2 separate regions of the Homo sapiens genome follow, and region 1 is linked to region 2. The links are chromatin contacts, found by Hi-C or POLR2A ChIA-PET in ENCODE. All regions are on one chromosome and are shown on one strand. The core of a region is the stretch at or near the end of the contact, and the rest is flanking DNA. Distances in the headings are between cores, read along the strand shown.

Region 1 (4,274 bases), core at 1,731-4,230, 200 kb after region 2:
ACAAAAAAGAATCTACTACCAAAAACAATATCCTAATGGAATACAACTGCATATTTTTTATTTCCATGCAGAACTTCACAATAAACAACCAGAAGGATCTCAGATCCAGTTTTCTTGGCCAGTTGGTCTAGAATATTCTAAACATTAAGGTAAATTAAGCAAGTAGTTGAGGTACAGTTTTGTAAGCATGCTTTGCTTAGTGACTTGTTATAATTCAATAACTTTATAATCAAGAAAGTCTTCAGGGTCTAATGTCAGTTTCTCCCAATGCTATTAAAGTCTCCTTTCTTCTTATTAAATCTTTCAGCATGTCCCAACTCCAGGGCTCTAAGGATAACCCTTAAATAACCGAATATGATTGCTAGTAACTTGAATCTTTTCTTTCAGGGTCATAATCTTAAATCCTTTCATATTTTCAATTGATGTAACTTAAATTTCTAATCCTGGTGATGCTTTTCTCTGAAATACCTCAAATTCTCATATTGAGGCCGGGCATGGTGGCTCATGCCTGTAATTCCAGCACTTTCGGAGGCCGAGGTGGCCAGATCACAAGGTCAGGAGTTCCAGACCAGCCTGATCAACATAGTGAAACTCTGCCTCTACTAAAAATACAAAAAATTAGTCAAGTGTGGTGGCGGGTGCCTGTGATCCCAGCTACTTGGGAGGTGGAGACAGGAGAATGGCTTGAACCCGGGAGGTGGAGGTTGCAGTGAGCCGAGATCAAGCCATCACACTCCAGTCTGGGCAACAGTGTGAGACTCCATCTTAAAAAAAAAAAAAGAAAAGAAAAGAAAAAGAAAAAAAATCTGTGCCACAGTTAGTATCTTCTATGCTATTAATACTACACGTGCCCTCCCCCAAAACACTACTTATTTGGTGATCTTTCTGAATTTTCTTACTTCTCTTACTAGAAGACATAATTTTAGTTAAATTGGCACTCAGAGAATGATATGATGGTATAGGTGGTACTGCTTGAACACTTACTTCCTCTGTGTTGTAGGAAATTTTAATGATTTTACTCATTAAAGTACTTTTTTTATTTATTTTACTCAATAAAGTACTATTGTACTTTATTTTTTATAGGAAAAATACGTGATTTATTGATGTACTTATGTTGTTCTTTATAAACTAAAATTCTTTCAGTTTCTTCCTTTTTCTTTTCCAATTCTCCACCTCTCCTCCCAGTACACCTCACCCTATAGGTAAGATTCCAGTTTCCAGGAGAAGGGATAAAGCCAGCTAAATTAAATTTCACCTTTCACCTATTTCTGCTGTGATCTATAACACCCCACTTAAGGTATTCAAGATTTTTCATTAGCTAAAATATTTTCTTGTTTAGGAAGCTTTAGTAGAAATATAAAGAATTGAGTTTCTGTTTTTCCTTTTATCAACAAAATACCTATTAATCATTTTGATTGTATATGCACATGGCTCTATTAAAACTAGAAAGCATAATTACATAAAATTAAGTAAAATGTACCATACCTTTTTGATAAAATGAAAAATAAATTACATTTATCTTTTCTTTGCTAAATAAAATGTATTTTTGTAAGTTTTGACTACATTTGACAACACTTAAATGAGTAAGTTTTGACTAATGATTATATCCCTTGTATTTTCTCTTAATAATAATTTAAATTGTTTTTAATTAGCTGGGGCACGTGCAGTTTAAATTTTCTAATAGTCTAGGGATAGAACAACTCTTAACATATTTTTAAACATCGATAGTGTCAGTTTTCAAACCTGGATGTTATTCAAGTCCACTTCATGTTAACATATTTTTCTCTGTGGATAACAAATACAACAGAAAAATTTTGCCAGTGTAAATAGCCAATGGAATTATGAATAATCATGTTAATAATGTTAATAAAAAGGTACAGTTAAATGAGGGAGACAATTAGTTCACACCATTTTGGTTTATTTATTTAGCAGTGAGCATTGTATAACATGTCAATCCCGGGAAAAAGAAACAGACATAAAGGGGCTTAACATTACTAATAAAACAATCAGTATCAAAATATTTTATGTAACAATTTGTCCGTGTTCATATAATAATCTGTCAACTCTGTGATTTGCTTATTATGTGAATTAACTCCATAATCGCTCTGAGATTGAATTCAGTGACACCGTTTAACTGCTTCTGGTTTGGGGGCTTTTACTCGATATTTTTAGGTAAGGAGCTGTCAGGCTAATCTGAGGACATTTAGGGAAAGCCAATAAACTGTCACGAACTTAAAACAAGTGAGGTTTCTCGTGGTTTGGTCGAAATTTTAACACTTCTCCTCTCCTACCCTTCACCTCTTCTCCTCAAAACACTTTTTTTTCTTTTACAATAACTGTAAATGCCAGCTCTAAATTTCCCTCCAATCTGGGAAAGTCCAATCTCCCTTCCTCGAGAGGTGTCTGGGCGCAATACTCTCCGGCCCGAAGCAAGGGGACGTTTGCGAGGAGGGAGAAATTTAAACCCCCTTCGCTCCGCGCCACCTGGGAGCACTTTGGCGCCGCAGACTCAGGAGCCGACGCCATCTCCAGGACGGCCTCGGTGGCCTCGGCAGGAGGCACCTTCGGGGAGCGGTCCCGCACTCCTCCTTCCTCAGTCCCCGGTCCTCTGCACCGCTCCCTCTCTGCTGCCAGAGGACCTGTCCGCGAGCTCCCCGCGCTGCCCTGGGGACGGAAAAGTTTGTTTCTCCAACGCGCAACTTTCCCGCTCCAGGCGGCGGGGACCCCGAGCCGGAGTTTTGGCCAAAAAATCCCAGAGTCCTATACCTCCTGCGCGCCCAGACCTCGGGGGCGAAGGGCGGCTCCCCCGGCGCGCCCCGATCCCCGCCGCAAAGAGGACTTGGTGGACTAGAGGTGCACCCCGCGGGCAGCCCTTGGCGCCCCGCTCTGCGCCCGCCGGCATGAGGACTCGTGCGTGGCGTTTCGACCCTCCGCCTGAACTGAGACTGGGTGGGGAAAGGGGCAGACTGCTGTCTGTGACTCTGCGGGAGGTGGAGCACGAAACACAAAAGCTGTTTGAACCACAAACGCCAGGCTGGACACCCAACGAATATTAATGACCTGCAGCCTCCACCCACCCGCAAACATAATATTATGTGTACGTGCTTACCGGTTAGCTTAACAGACTTGCCATCATAAATTCCTTTTTCACTGCAGCGCCACTAGATTTGTTGTGATTAGGATGCAGCCACTAAATTTGTTGTGATCTCCTGTTTGTGAATGGAAGTTGACTTACATCTTTTGTAGCAGATTGCTACTTAGGATTTTTTTTTAAAAAATTATCGCAGATTTTTCAAATCAGAAAATTCCCAAATGACATAATCATACAAATTGATATTTTAACCGACTCTTTTTTGAGGAATGCATTCCAAAATCTTTCAGTTCCCATCATGCAAGACAAATAAGCATAGTAATTTGGAAAGTGAAATTAATGATCAAGATAATTTTGGAAAGGAATAGAAAGGACCAACTGAGACTTATATCTATTTACTTATCAGAAACTTTATGACTGATCCTAATTAGAAAACAAAGCAATGCCAGGAATGTCACATGCTTTTTAGATCTTGGTATCTTGTCTGGGCAAACATCCAGTGTTTGACACTACAAAGAAAGGGACAACATTGTGCAGCAGATTTCCAGGAGTAAATAATATATCACAGGAATCTTTGAAAGAACATCACTTATTTAGTGAGTGAGTGAATATTTGAACAACTGCTTCTATTGGGAAGGGTAAGAAGGAATTGAGGGATAGACTATAAATGATACAGCTCCCCTGCCCTCATAGATCATCCAGTTTAGTGATAGGAAAGAGGAAGAAATTTTACAAATAAAAGATAGCGGGGCACGGTGGCTCATGCCTGTAATCCCAGCAGTTTGGGAGGCTGAGGCCGGTGGATCACGAGGTCAGGAGATCGAGACCATCCTGGCTAACACGGTGAAAACCCGTCTCTACTAAAAATACAAAAAAATAGCTAGGCATAGTGGCTGGCGCCTGTAATCCCAGCTACTCGGAAGGCTGAGGGAGGAGAATTGCTTGAACCCAGGAGACGAAGGTTATAGTGAGCCACATCGCGCCACTGCACTTCAGCCTGGGTGACAGAGTGAGACTCTGTCAAAAAAAAAAAAAAAAAAAAAAAAGATACCAAAGGGTAGAAAAGTGGTAAATCCCTCAAGGTAGGATCTCAATAAACTCATGGGGAATTCCATGGAGGGGAGATTACAGTCAGCTGAAGGATTGTCCAATTGTAAACTGAGTCTGGCCAAACTTCAGTCTG
Region 2 (4,828 bases), core at 1,623-4,122:
TTTCTGCTGCTTTTCTTCTGTTATTTCCATCTCTTTTTCTTCCTACTACTTGGTGGAACCACTGTCAGAAATGCGTTCCCCTCTGCTAGGTCTGTCACTGGGTACATGAGCAGTCTCTTACGATGCATTCCTGGAATCTTCTCTGTTGCACTTTGTGCTAAGTGAATGCCAGCAGTCAGCTAGAAACTTAAGTGAATGGCTTAGACTGTAATTCCTAGAGGTGGTGCCTGACATAAATCAAGGCAGATTTGCTAAATAACTTTTTTTTTGTTTTTTGAGATCGAGTCTCGTTCTGTCACCAGGCTGGAGTGAAGTGGCGTGGTCTCGGCTCACTGCAGCCTCTGCCTCCCGGATTCAAGCGATTCCCCTGCCTCAGCCTCCCAAGTAGCTGGGACTACAGGCACACACCACCGTGCCAGGCTAATTTTTTGTATTTTAGTAGAGACAGGGTTTCATCATGTTGACCAGGATGGTCTCAGTCTCCTGACCTTGTGATCCACCCACCTCAGCCTCCCAAAGTGCTGGGATTACAGGCATGAACCACCACACCTGGCTGCTAAATAAATTTTAAAGAAAAGGATGGTCCTTGGGCACATCTTTGGCACCTTTACACAAATGTGTTATTTTCAGAGGAAATGAACAAAAAGACATAGTACAGTGTTTGTTAATATTAATTCTAATAATTCTAATAGCAGCTAGGTATTCAGTAGCTATTAAAGATATATATATATATATATATATGGCTGGATGTGGTGGCTCACAATTGTAGTCCCAGCACTTTGAGGAGCCGAGGTGAGTGGATCACTTGGGGTCAGGAGTTTGAGACCAGTCTGACCAACATGGCAAAACCCTATCTCCACCAAAAATACAAAAATTAGCCAGCTGTGGTGACATGCGCCTGTAATCCCAGCTACTCGGGAGGCTGAGGCAGAAGAATCAGTTGAACCCAGGAGGCAGAGGTTGCAGTGAGCTGAGACCACACCACTGCACTCCAGCCTGGGCGACAGAGTGAGACTTTATCTCAAAAAATAAATAAATAAAAATTAAAAAATATATATACATATGTGTATAATTTCATTTCATATTCTTAATTTAATTCCACAGCAACCCAGCAAAGGAGGTTGTGTAATTAGCACCATTTACAAATGCAGAGAAAGGTTAAGGACCTTTCCAAGATCATAGACCTAGGAAGGTTGTATGGAGAAAGGACACTGAATAACCAAAGATGTTAAGACTTCTCAATCAAATGATGCAGAGCAAAAATTATGAAGTCAAAAGGGGCCTGAATGGCAGAAGAGTTTGAGGGTGAGGCCAGCCAGAAAAGATAGAAGGAATAGGGTAGGAGCTTAGGATGGGGCAGTTGGAAGCATGTAGAGCCCATACTCTTCAACTCCCTCCTACCCCATCTACCACCATATTGAGTCATCTTTGAAGATTGGTGACAACTGTGAAATGGGCCAGAATGAGCTGGTGGGCCACAGTGCCACCTAAGCATTCATGGATGGTATAGAGGGAAAAACCACCATAATTCTCTTGCACTGGGTGACTCCCAGTTCCTACTAGGCCTCTGGTTTCTCTTTCCTCTGAAATGCTAGCTCAGCCCCTTACCCTGGGTTAGCTCAGGCTTTCAGTTCAGCCCTCCCTGCTGAACCTTCTGGTGGGTCATACTGACTTGGCCCTCAACTCATGCCAGAGAGCTGGCCAGGGATCACTCTGTCCACCATCCTATACCAGCTGTTCCTGACCAGCTCTAGCCTCTTTTGAATCATCAAGAGGACCATTAGGTGAGCTTTGTGAGAGTATGAGGGAGTAGTGAGAGCTTCCTGTAAAAATTCAGTAAGAAAGACAGCCTGGATAAGCAAGAAAGAGCTGCCCTAGGAGTACAAGATGATGAGAAAGCCCACATAGGCAGCTTCTTGGTTCCCTAACCAAACAGCCACAGAGGTGGTAGGAGGGCTCAGGTCTCCCAACCTAGCCAGGGACATTTCCCCTATCAGCCTCATCTTGAGAAAAGTTCCTCTTATTTTGCATGGGCACCAAAATAGGAAAGCAAAGGCATTTGCATTTCAAAAATGCAATGTAAGGCAATTCTTAAACAAAAGAAATAAATTTCTATCAATAAAATTAAATTTCTGTCTGCTGGTCCGTTATTGCATCATGAGAAAATAGCTGGATGGATTGTCACTATGTGCAGAGACTATGTTTAGGATGACCTGAGTTACAGCTAGACTATGAAGCATGCACCAAATTCTTCAGGGAGAGGTCAGAAGTCATCCTCTAGAGAATTTGCAGGCCTTGATTTGCAATCAAGCTCTTTTCACAGCAGCAGTTCCATGTAGCTGCGTTCCATGGTGGATAGCCAGGGATTCATTTATTTAACTGCACCAATAAATCCTAAGCAATCCTTAGGGAAGCCACTCACAAATAGTAGAATGTTAGCCACTGGGTGAGGAGGCTGGAGCTGAGAGGGGCTTCCTAGTAGCCCCCAACCACAAAAAATGAGAAACTTTCCAGCTCATCCACTGCCTCAGACTCCTCTTTACTTCTTCTATGGCCATTGGGCTTCAGTGGAAAAACAAAACAAGAGTTGGATGCTTGCTAGACACCCCAACACAAGCCATTTAGGGGTAGGAGGAAGGGAGACTGGGAGAGGAATGTAGGACGTAGAGGTCACATGAAATTATGGCTGCTCCAAGGGGAACACAGTATTCAAGGCATCACGGGAAGTACAGGAGCACAGGCCCTCAGCCAGGATCCCTCTCCTCCCAGCCTCACGGACTCTGATCGGGCAGCCTGGGGGCTAACTGGTCTGCTGGGAGTTGGATAGTCAGTGAAAGCACTCTGCTCTCCTCCCCCAGCCTGCCTCTAGGTAAATGTGTGTATTTAACTAAACCACAACCACAAAGGCTCATGAAATTTTCCTGGAAGCCAATTAAAGCAAGGAGAGTCATAGTAGTAGATAGTATTAAGCCATGTACCAATTCTTTTTGGCTTACAAGTGCCGGAATTGCTTGTTTATACATTAAGAGCAAAAAAAAAAAAAAAAATAGACTGTAGTCTTTTCTCTTAATTGCTGTAATTATACTTGTGCCACCCACAAGAGAGGCCATTGATCTCATTTCTAAAGGGCAATTGTTGTAGCCTGGCTCTTCTGAGAGCTTTACAAAGTTTTTCTCATTTTCTGATTACCACTGGCGTATTGAGCTGCCAGTAGAAATGTATTTTCTCCCTGGTGCATTTCTCCCTCCTCCCCACACTCTCTCTCTCTCTCTCTCTCTTTCTCTCTCTCTCCCTCCCTCCTCCTGTCTCTGCTGCTGCTGGGTAGTTACCAGGAAGAGCTCACTTCCTCCTTCCTCAGGATCAAAAGGGATTGCAATTTCTGTGATCAATTGTGTGTGGTTAGACATTCTCAGAATATCCTGAATGTGGAAGTACTCAAAAGCCCATAATCTGGATAATAGTCGTCTGTGCTGGCCACATCCCTTAGGAAAGGCTCGAGAAACCTGGGTCAAAAAATTTACAAACTTTTTTGGCTCATTCGCATTGTGCGTTGAATTGGGCGAAGCATTTCCTTCGGGCTACCCGATACACAGCAATCTGAAGTATTATTGTGGCCTTCTACGCTTATCCTTGGAAGTCCTGCCTGAGTCCTTTCCCTGTGTAATCGTGAAGGAATGCTGTTCCAAAGACATGGGGTCAGAAGGGTGCAATAAATCAATCCAGATACACCCCTAATGAATGGCAAATTAAACAGCATTTGTTTTAAGTTCATAGGTCCTCTTGGAAGATGCCTTTTTAGTGCAAGCAAAATTCCTGGGTTGCAGGTATGAAAAGCTATGGGGGGTGGGGTGTGGAGGGCTCATAGTCTCTGGGTCGTTTTAGCCACCGTTTTTAAAAGTGCCAAAAATATCCCCAAAGTGAGTTTGCCCAGCTAACTCTGAATGTGCAGTGCTTTCTGCAGCCCTTACCCTAAGACAGAATTGTCTGATTGCTGTGGATTCTGGGGCGACCCAGACCCTTGCTCATTGGGTTTCCCCCTTGCTCATTCAGGTAGTGCTGCTGGGCTGGATAGGTGTTTTTGAGAACCCGCCATCCTCAAGGCTGCAAAGATTGAGCTAAAACAAATCTTCCAGTCACATACAATTCTAGCAGAATCACGGAGACATGGCCTGTGGCATTGAGAAGATTAAATTACCAAGCCCGCTGTGCCCCCTCCCCCAAGTAACTGGAATATACTTGTTAGAGCTGCATCAGAAAGAACAGAATAGCCTTTAGTCTTCCACAGCCCCTAAGCATTTTGGTAATAAATAATAAAAGGTATTTATTACATGTTACAGTGACATTGTGGAATTCAAATGCAGTTAACCATAACATTTTCTTCCTCAAATGTTAAAAAGAAAGAAAAAAGTATTAGGAGTGGGGAGGCAGGACAGCGGGAGCAGTGGCTTTAAAACCTGAGGAATGTGGTAAAGAGAGCCTTGTGTGTTTTTTATAGTCGTAGAATGGGGGTAGAAAGTGGGGAGAAAACATGGGCAGGAAGTCAGGGGATTAGGGCTGCAGGCCTGTCGGTGCCACTGTCTGGCTTTGCTACCTTGGTCAGAAGGACTACCCTTGCTCCATCGCAGCTTCGAAGTTATCATCAGATAAAAGGGTTGAGAGCCTTCCTGTTTTATCAGCTGTTTATTCAGTTCTCTCAAAAGACCTCTGCGTCAGGCTTCCCTGAAGTTCAGTGGTACACTCTTCTGAACCATGCTTCCTTTCAACCAAAAGGGGCCAGGCACAGTCTAGGTAATGGACAAGGGACGAAGAAACAGGCCCTGTGTTTCCC

Evidence for each region. A loop is a pair of places that touch in the nucleus more often than their neighbours do. ChIA-PET counts read pairs that join two places held with the same protein, here RNA polymerase II (POLR2A).
Region 1: a map of HCT116 shows a loop between it and region 2 (2.4-fold over the local background). The contact joins two enhancer-like sites. A Hi-C loop is called at or near these places in 1 of 168 maps with a recorded cell type or tissue (HCT116). POLR2A ChIA-PET finds 5 or more read pairs at or near these places in 3 of 52 experiments (BJ, HCT116 and WTC11).

The regions. Positions count from the first base shown.
Region 1 is chr12:65,726,616-65,730,889 of GRCh38, forward strand. No RefSeq gene overlaps it. Among named protein-coding and RNA genes, the nearest start is that of MSRB3-AS1, 86 kb to the left of the region's middle. RefSeq lists a silencer at 3,440-3,640. Within about 2 kb of position 2,981, at least 2 of the 41 ENCODE cell types and tissues checked have a DNase peak (open chromatin) inside an H3K27ac peak, as active enhancers do; they include HCT116, where a contact is called at or near this core.
Region 2 is chr12:65,530,104-65,534,931 of GRCh38, forward strand. The region is part of intron 2 of MSRB3-AS1 (MSRB3 antisense RNA 1); the gene reads right to left. Among named protein-coding and RNA genes, the nearest start is that of LINC02454, 70 kb to the right of the region's middle. Within about 2 kb of position 2,873, at least 5 of the 41 ENCODE cell types and tissues checked have a DNase peak (open chromatin) inside an H3K27ac peak, as active enhancers do; they include HCT116, where a contact is called at or near this core.